3 separate regions of the Homo sapiens genome follow, and regions 2 and 3 are each linked to region 1. Evidence: chromatin loops called from intact Hi-C (ENCODE). Cell type or tissue: mammary epithelial cell. All regions are shown on one strand.

The links. Hi-C counts contacts between places; a loop is a spot of excess contacts. Peaks named below come from ENCODE experiments on the same cell type or tissue, not always from the same donor. Only the 100,000 strongest peaks of a DNase experiment are listed, where the experiment ranks them.
Region 2: it touches region 1 in a loop (4-fold over the local background); 5 of 110 quality-filtered maps call a loop at or near these places.
Region 3: it touches region 1 in a loop (6-fold over the local background); 30 of 110 quality-filtered maps call a loop at or near these places.

The regions. Positions count from the first base shown.
Region 1 is chr3:49,169,920-49,172,419 of GRCh38, reverse strand. KLHDC8B (kelch domain containing 8B) reads right to left here and starts at 822. Exons shown (of 6, transcript NM_173546.3): 1 at 735-822. RefSeq lists silencers at 807-906, 1,127-1,296. In mammary epithelial cell, a CTCF peak has its summit at 1,231 (motif pointing left); DNase peaks (open chromatin) are centred at 949 and 1,189; H3K4me3 peaks cover 1,439 bases.
Region 2 is chr3:49,243,713-49,246,212 of GRCh38, reverse strand. IHO1 (interactor of HORMAD1 1) reads right to left here. Exons shown (of 8, transcript NM_001135197.2): 5 at 1,761-1,809; 6 at 1,480-1,567. Among named protein-coding and RNA genes, the nearest start is that of MIR4271, 29 kb to the left of the region's middle. In mammary epithelial cell, a CTCF peak has its summit at 1,486 (motif pointing left); a DNase peak (open chromatin) is centred at 1,182.
Region 3 is chr3:49,357,474-49,359,973 of GRCh38, reverse strand. GPX1 (glutathione peroxidase 1) reads left to right here and starts at 1,621. Exons shown (of 2, transcript NM_000581.4): 1 at 1,621-1,947; 2 at 2,227-2,500. The coding sequence starts at 1,696. RHOA (ras homolog family member A) reads left to right here. Exons shown (of 5, transcript NM_001664.4): 5 at 1-829. RefSeq lists enhancers at 728-1,336, 1,099-1,428, 1,337-1,945 and a silencer at 1,589-1,648. In mammary epithelial cell, no CTCF peak of the experiment used is centred here; DNase peaks (open chromatin) are centred at 1,523 and 2,133; H3K4me3 peaks cover 1,506 bases; H3K27ac peaks cover 2,018 bases.

The DNA of each region.
Region 1 (2,500 bases):
GGAGGCATGAAGGATTCTCCTTCTCACCCACTACCCAAACCACTCAGCAACTGGGTCAAATCTGGGTCTAGGAGGGCAGTAGTAAGGTGACTAGAACAGGACTCTCCATCCAGGACCCTTCCTTTCCCCTCAACAAGCCTCACGCTGGTCCTGCATGAGGGGAGTCCTTACTGGCTTCCAGGGTGCCCTGGGCAGCCTGGGGGTCCCCACGCCTGCTGTCAGGGGTCAGACTCCAGAGTATCCTTACAACATCCTGGGGGCCATTCCACAGGGTTAATTTAAACCATTCCCACTAGTAAAAGACCAGAGTCAGGGTGTGTTTCAGACTAGGGGGAGGACTAAACACCAGGGTTCCACACTCTCCTCTCGAGGTCCCCCCTCAGGAGTTTGCCCATTCCAAACCCCCCCAGAAGCCAGATTCCCTGGTGTCCAGAAGTGGGGTTGGGGCGGGGGGCCGTTGGAGAAATCTCATGACCACAGGACTCCAGGGTCTGAGTCCAGGGCGTTTCCACCAGGAATGGGCAGCTGGACTTCTGGGTTCCCTCGCAGGAGATCCCCAAGTTCTCCAGCCACCCCTTTCTCTTGGTGGCTACACTCCTGGACCCCTGGCAGGAGGGCCTCTTGGCCCCAAACTTCCAGCTCAAGGATGTGGGGGGCGGGTCTGGGCTAACGCGCTTGGGGTTCTACACCCCGCGCCCCAAACTTCCCCTGAGCGCGGTTCCCGCGGGACTCACCCGCCGGTGCTCCGATGCTGCCAGGGTACGGGGTCCGCCGTTCCGCCTCCGTTGACGCGGGATCTGGCTGGGGCTGAAGTCGGGCTCTGGCGGGGCTCCGGCACTGCTCCGGCGCGGGGCGGGGCTGGGCCAGGTCCGCCCCTCGCCCCCCTCCCCCTCCGACTCAGGGAAACCTCCTCTCGCCTTAACCCTGCACATGCCGCAGCTGGAGCAGGGCGTGCCGATCTACGGTCATATGCAAACGGACAGATAAACGGACACTTGGACACTGGGCCTGACAGAATTTAGCGTCCGACCTCGGGCAAGAGTAGAAATGAGGCAGCGGCGAGCGACACAACACGTGTATGGCAAGGGGCAGTTCTGAGCCCGACCCAGCCTGGGTGCGCAGGCTGTGTCGAGCAGGCCAGCCGAACCCGAGGGCTTGAGGGGCCGGCGCCTGCCCACCTCCGCGGAGCTCCCAGGAGCCCAATTACAGGCTTCCCGGCGGCGCCCCCTGGAGGCCACTGGGGACATGGCCTGGGCCTCTGTCGTGTGGGGGCAGCCTGGGGCGCCCTTACCTGGGCATAAAGCAGGAATAGGTCTTACAGTGTACACTGAGGCTAGCGGGGGTGGAGGAACAGAAGGCACTGGCCCTTCTACAAACCTGGGTGGGGAGAATTCCTGGAAGGAGTGATACTGAGCAGAGAATGTGCTGGAAGAGTCAGAGGCCAGGGGACCTCCCAGTGGGTCACTCTGGCCTCATCCTGTAGGGCCTGAGAGACCTGGGCTACTCTGGGACCCAAGGCACATTATAACTATCAATTTTTAGTATCCTGAGCTTGCCTCTAACCAATTCTGGGGTCAAGCAAGAGCAAACTAGTGTGACAGGGGCCCACCTACCTCAGGCCCAGACCTTGGCCCTGCCTATCTTCTGAGCATTCAGAGTATTAGCTAAGTCTTCAAGCTGAGGGCCCATTTGTACAGGTCAGTGGTACCTGTGGGAAGAGGTCCTTGCAGTTGTCTGTGTCTGCTCACTGCCTTGTCCCCCTTTCATGGACAGTGCTTATCTTAGTTTCCCCCAAAGCAGACCTGGACAAAGATATACATGCATATAGTTAGTATGGGAGGTGAGGCCAAGAAACACCAGCAGTGGCAAGGAGACAAGGAAAGCAGCCAATAAAGGAAGTGTCATCAAGCAAGCTACCACTGTGGGCCATTGGGACCAAATCCTGCTGGGGATTCTGGGAGCCAGCGTAGAACATAGGCCTTACATCATTGCTGCCCCCAAGAACAAGGGGAGCTGAGATACTCATTCTCAAATCTCCATTAGTCATGGGTTGAGAGCTGTTTGGGGGCATTACCTATTAACTCCCTGGCCTCCCTCACATCTGGCCTTCCCAGAAGTCTATGGGTAGACCCTCCCGCATGACCGGAGAAGAGAGCCTTTGCTCTTTTCAGGGACTGTCAGTTGGATTCAGTCGGCCTGCACAGAAATGGTGGTGCCAAGGCTGGTTACAGACTGCACAGACCCTGACTTGAAGGCCTCAATCCTCCTTGTCCCACTTCACCTTGGACTTGCTCCTCAGTGCCCTCACTTGGGGCACTGTTTCCACCCTCTTGTGATTGCCAATAGGCTTCCAAGAGGCTCACACTGCTCTGCAGCCCCCTTCACATTTGCTACTGTTCCCTTTCCAAGCTCCCTCCTCCTCCTTTCCAGCAATTAAACACTTACAAGCCACTTGCCTTTAGATACCTCCCAACACCCCAAGTCTCTCTAGTCTCCCCTT
Region 2 (2,500 bases), 74 kb before region 1:
CCAGAACAAGTTTTTTTTTTTTTTTTTTTTTTTGACGGAGTCTCGCTCTGTCGTCCAGGCTGGAGTGCAGTGGCGCCATCTCAGCTCACTGCCACCTCCGCCTCCCAGATTCAAGCAGTTCTTCTGCCTCAGCCTCCCGAGTAGCTGGGACTACAGGCGCCCACCACCACACCCAGCTAATTTTTGTATTTTTAGTAGAGATGGGGTTTCACCATATTAGACAGGCCAGACTTGAACTCCTGACCTTGTGATCTGCCCGCCTCGGCCTCCCAAAGTGCTAGGATTACAAGTGGGAGCCACTGTGCCCGGCCCCAGAACAAGTTTCTAAACAGATGCATATGCCCTGTGTGTGGGATGCCCAGGTTGAAATCCAGCAGACAGTACAGTGCTTCTATGCAGACAGTTGGGGATTAATTTTTAGGCCACAAAAAGGCATTAATTTTTGTAAATTATGAGCAGTCCACCCCATGGCATTTGTGTAAGTTGATTTCAACTTGTTTATAAAATAAACACACAGACAAATGCAAACAAGTACAGATGCATAGTCATCAGCTCATCGTTTTGCTAGGAAACAGGTGGTTCTAGAGAAGTATTCACCCAAGGAGAACTGTATATTTACTCTCTTCTGTTTATAGGGCAAGGGCCATGGTTTCATCTAAATGTAAACCACTAATTGGTGGAGCACAGGATTTTATAAACCACAAACTATAAGTAAAATTGAGAATGGGGCTGGGCGTGGTGGCTCATGCCTGTAATCCCAGCACTTTGGGAGGCTGAGGCGGGCAGATCACGAGGTCAGGAGATGGAGACCATCCTGGCTAACACAGTGAAACCCCGTCTCTACTAAAAATTTTAAAAATTAGCCAGCCGTGGTGGCAGACGCCTGTAGTCCCAGCTACTTAGGAGGCTGAGGCAGGAGAATGGCGTGAACCCGGGAGGCGGAGCTTGCAGTGAGCCGAGATTGCGCCACTGCACTCCAGCCTGGGTGACAGAGCGAGACTCTGTCTCAAAAAAAAAAAAAAAATTGAGAATGATGCTGTGATTCACAACACAGCTCTCACTGAAACCAAGGCAGCAAGAAGAGCAGCAGGTACTACAGTATTTCTAACTCCTAAGGGGGCAGTCAGTGTCTATAGACAGCACAGGCAGCAATTTGAGACTCAAGGATGTTGCTGACTCACTTCAGGCAGTGAGATGAGAAACCTAGCAGAGCTACCTGCCCTGAGGCAACATGGTTACCAGGTGGGGGATTAGTGCCTCACAAAAGGCATCATGGGACCAGAGCATTGTCACATAGAGGTGGGCCTCACTACCCAGCTCAGTGTGCTCCACATCTCTTCAGGACTAACCCTATATACCCATCCTCTCATCTGAAACCCTGTGAGGAACCTCACCACTGGAAACCAGGCTGGGGTCAGAAAGTTCATGTTCATCATTCACCAGTGCCCTCTGCTGATACCTCAAACATGAGGCACTCACATGTCTTGGCCACAGTCTCCAAAGAATCCAAAATAGATTGGCTTCTTGAACTGAGATGGTCCTCAGACTTTTCCACAGACGTCTGCAACTAAGAAACCCAAAATTATGAAATAATTCACAGGCTATTGCCTTATTCTACTATCTTAGAGAATTGTCATTTCATGATAAATAGGGATAGTTAAAATATTGCTATTCTACATTAACTAAAGCCAATACAATATAAATATTAAACTTCTTAAAATATAAGATGTTCTAACTCCTTGAAAAGTATCTGTACTTACCCTGAGAATGCTTTCTCTAACATTAGAAACAAAGTTGTATAGAGTCTCACTAGAATAGGAGGGAAAAAAGAAAACAAATCTTTATGAAATATTGAAGTGATAAGTAACATAAATGATTCCATAAATATGGCAGATCTCTACCTAGCATAGCATCAAAACATTGCTTGATTAGATCTGAAGACTTGACCCTGAGAAACCTTAGTGCCCAGCAGGGAAAAAAAAAGAGAGTCCCAGCATCTTGGGAGGCTAAGGCAGGTGGATCACAAGGTCAGGAGTTCAAGACCAGCCTGGCCAAGACAGTGAAACCCCGTCTCTACTAAAAATACAAAAATTAGCCAGGCGTGGTGGTGGGCACCTGTAATTCCAGCTACTGGGGAGGCTGAGACAGGAGAATTCCTTGAACCTGGGAGGCGGAGGTTGCAGTGAGCCAAGATCATGCCACTGCACTCCAGCCTGGGAGACAGAGCGAGACTCCACCTCAAAATAAAATAAAAAGTTAAAAAAAAAAAAAAGAGAGAACACAGACTTCCTATGACCACTGCTAAGGCAAATCGCATTTTTCTTTTTAAAATCCATATTCATATACATATTTATATGTAAATATTAATATGAAAATATTCATTTCTAATGAAAAAGAAGCTATCACAGTTATTCCTCAACTATACATACTACTCTTTTTTTTTTTTTTTTTTTTTGAGACAGAGTCTCGCTCCGTCACCCAGGCTGGAGTGCAGTGGCAC
Region 3 (2,500 bases), 190 kb before region 1:
GACACACCAGGCGCTAATTCAAGGAATTTCTTAACTTCTTGCTTCTTTCTAGAAAGAGAAACAGTTGGTAACTTTTGTGAATTAGGCTGTAACTACTTTATAACTAACATGTCCTGCCTATTATCTGTCAGCTGCAAGGTACTCTGGTGAGTCACCACTTCAGGGCTTTACTCCGTAACAGATTTTGTTGGCATAGCTCTGGGGTGGGCAGTTTTTTGAAAATGGGCTCAACCAGAAAAGCCCAAGTTCATGCAGCTGTGGCAGAGTTACAGTTCTGTGGTTTCATGTTAGTTACCTTATAGTTACTGTGTAATTAGTGCCACTTAATGTATGTTACCAAAAATAAATATATCTACCCCAGACTAGATGTAGTATTTTTTGTATAATTGGATTTCCTAATACTGTCATCCTCAAAGAAAGTGTATTGGTTTTTTAAAAAAGAAAGTGTATTTGGAAATAAAGTCAGATGGAAAATTCATTTTTTAAATTCCCGTTTTGTCACTTTTTCTGATAAAAGATGGCCATATTACCCCTTTTCGGCCCCATGTATCTCAGTACCCCATGGAGCTGGGCTAAGTAAATAGGAATTGGTTTCACGCCTGAGGCAATTAGACACTTTGGAAGATGGCATAACCTGTCTCACCTGGACTTAAGCATCTGGCTCTAATTCACAGTGCTCTTTTCTCCTCACTGTATCCAGGTTCCCTCCCAGAGGAGCCACCAGTTCTCATGGGTGGCACTCAGTCTCTCTTCTCTCCAGCTGACTAAACTTTTTTTCTGTACCAGTTAATTTTTCCAACTACTAATAGAATAAAGGCAGTTTTCTAAACTTCCTGTATCCTGTTGTTTGTGTTGCTCTCTCCAGGGCTGGGGGTAGGAGGATGCAAGGACTTCCTGGCCTAGCTCACCCTGGAGAGGTTTGTTGAGTGCAAAGGACTAGCTTGTGCCCCACCTCCCACCCACCCAGCAGCTAATCTGGTCCCTCCCAACAACATGGAAATGATTACCCTGTACCGCATTCTGGTTCAGATTTGGGGGTAGGGTGAATGCAGCCTGAGGAGGCCAGGGAGGGAGGACTCCGGCAGCGTTTCCTTGGCCTCGGCGAGCTACTGGGCTCCACTTAAGGAGGCTGGGGCAGAGCTTCCAGGACTCTGCCCGGTTAGAAAACCCGCACGAGGGCGGTGCCGCTTTGGAGACAGGGAGGAGGGAGACCGGAAGCCTAGATCCCTCTGGCTGTCCCCTGCACTGCCGGTAACATGGCACAGGAGAGGAGGGCTGTTTGTGCACGGGCAGCTCCTGCAGCTGCTGCCGTCGCCCACCAGCCTCCTATGCCAAACCCCACATCCTAACTCAGGAACCTCTGAGAAAAAACGGAGCCCTCGAGGGCCCCAGCCCTTGGAAGGGTAACCTGGACCGCTGCCGCCTGGTTGCCTGGGCCAGACCAGACATGCCTGCTGCTCCTTCCGGCTTAGGAGGAGCACGCGTCCCGCTCGGGCGCACTCTCCAGCCTTTTCCTGGCTGAGGAGGGGCCGAGCCCTCCGGGTAGGGCGGGGGCCGGATGAGGCGGGACCCTCAGGCCCGGAAAACTGCCTGTGCCACGTGACCCGCCGCCGGCCAGTTAAAAGGAGGCGCCTGCTGGCCTCCCCTTACAGTGCTTGTTCGGGGCGCTCCGCTGGCTTCTTGGACAATTGCGCCATGTGTGCTGCTCGGCTAGCGGCGGCGGCGGCGGCGGCCCAGTCGGTGTATGCCTTCTCGGCGCGCCCGCTGGCCGGCGGGGAGCCTGTGAGCCTGGGCTCCCTGCGGGGCAAGGTACTACTTATCGAGAATGTGGCGTCCCTCTGAGGCACCACGGTCCGGGACTACACCCAGATGAACGAGCTGCAGCGGCGCCTCGGACCCCGGGGCCTGGTGGTGCTCGGCTTCCCGTGCAACCAGTTTGGGCATCAGGTGCGCCGGGCGGAGCGGGGCGGGGCGGGGGCGGACGTGCAGTAGTGGCTGGGGGCGCCGGCGGTGTGCTGGTGGGTGCCGTCGGCTCCATGCGCGGAGAGTCTGGCTACTCTCTCGTTTCCTTTCTGTTGCTCGTAGCTGCTGAAATTCCTCTCCGCCCTTGGGATTGCGCATGGAGGGCAAAATCCCGGTGACTCATAGAAAATCTCCCTTGTTTGTGGTTAGAACGTTTCTCTCCTCCTCTTGACCCCGGGTTCTAGCTGCCCTTCTCTCCTGTAGGAGAACGCCAAGAACGAAGAGATTCTGAATTCCCTCAAGTACGTCCGGCCTGGTGGTGGGTTCGAGCCCAACTTCATGCTCTTCGAGAAGTGCGAGGTGAACGGTGCGGGGGCGCACCCTCTCTTCGCCTTCCTGCGGGAGGCCCTGCCAGCTCCCAGCGACGACGCCACCGCGCTTATGACCGACCCCAAGCTCATCACCTGGTCTCCGGTGTGTCGCAACGATGTTGCCTGGAACTTTGAGAAGTTCCTGGTGGGCCCTGACGGTGTGCCCC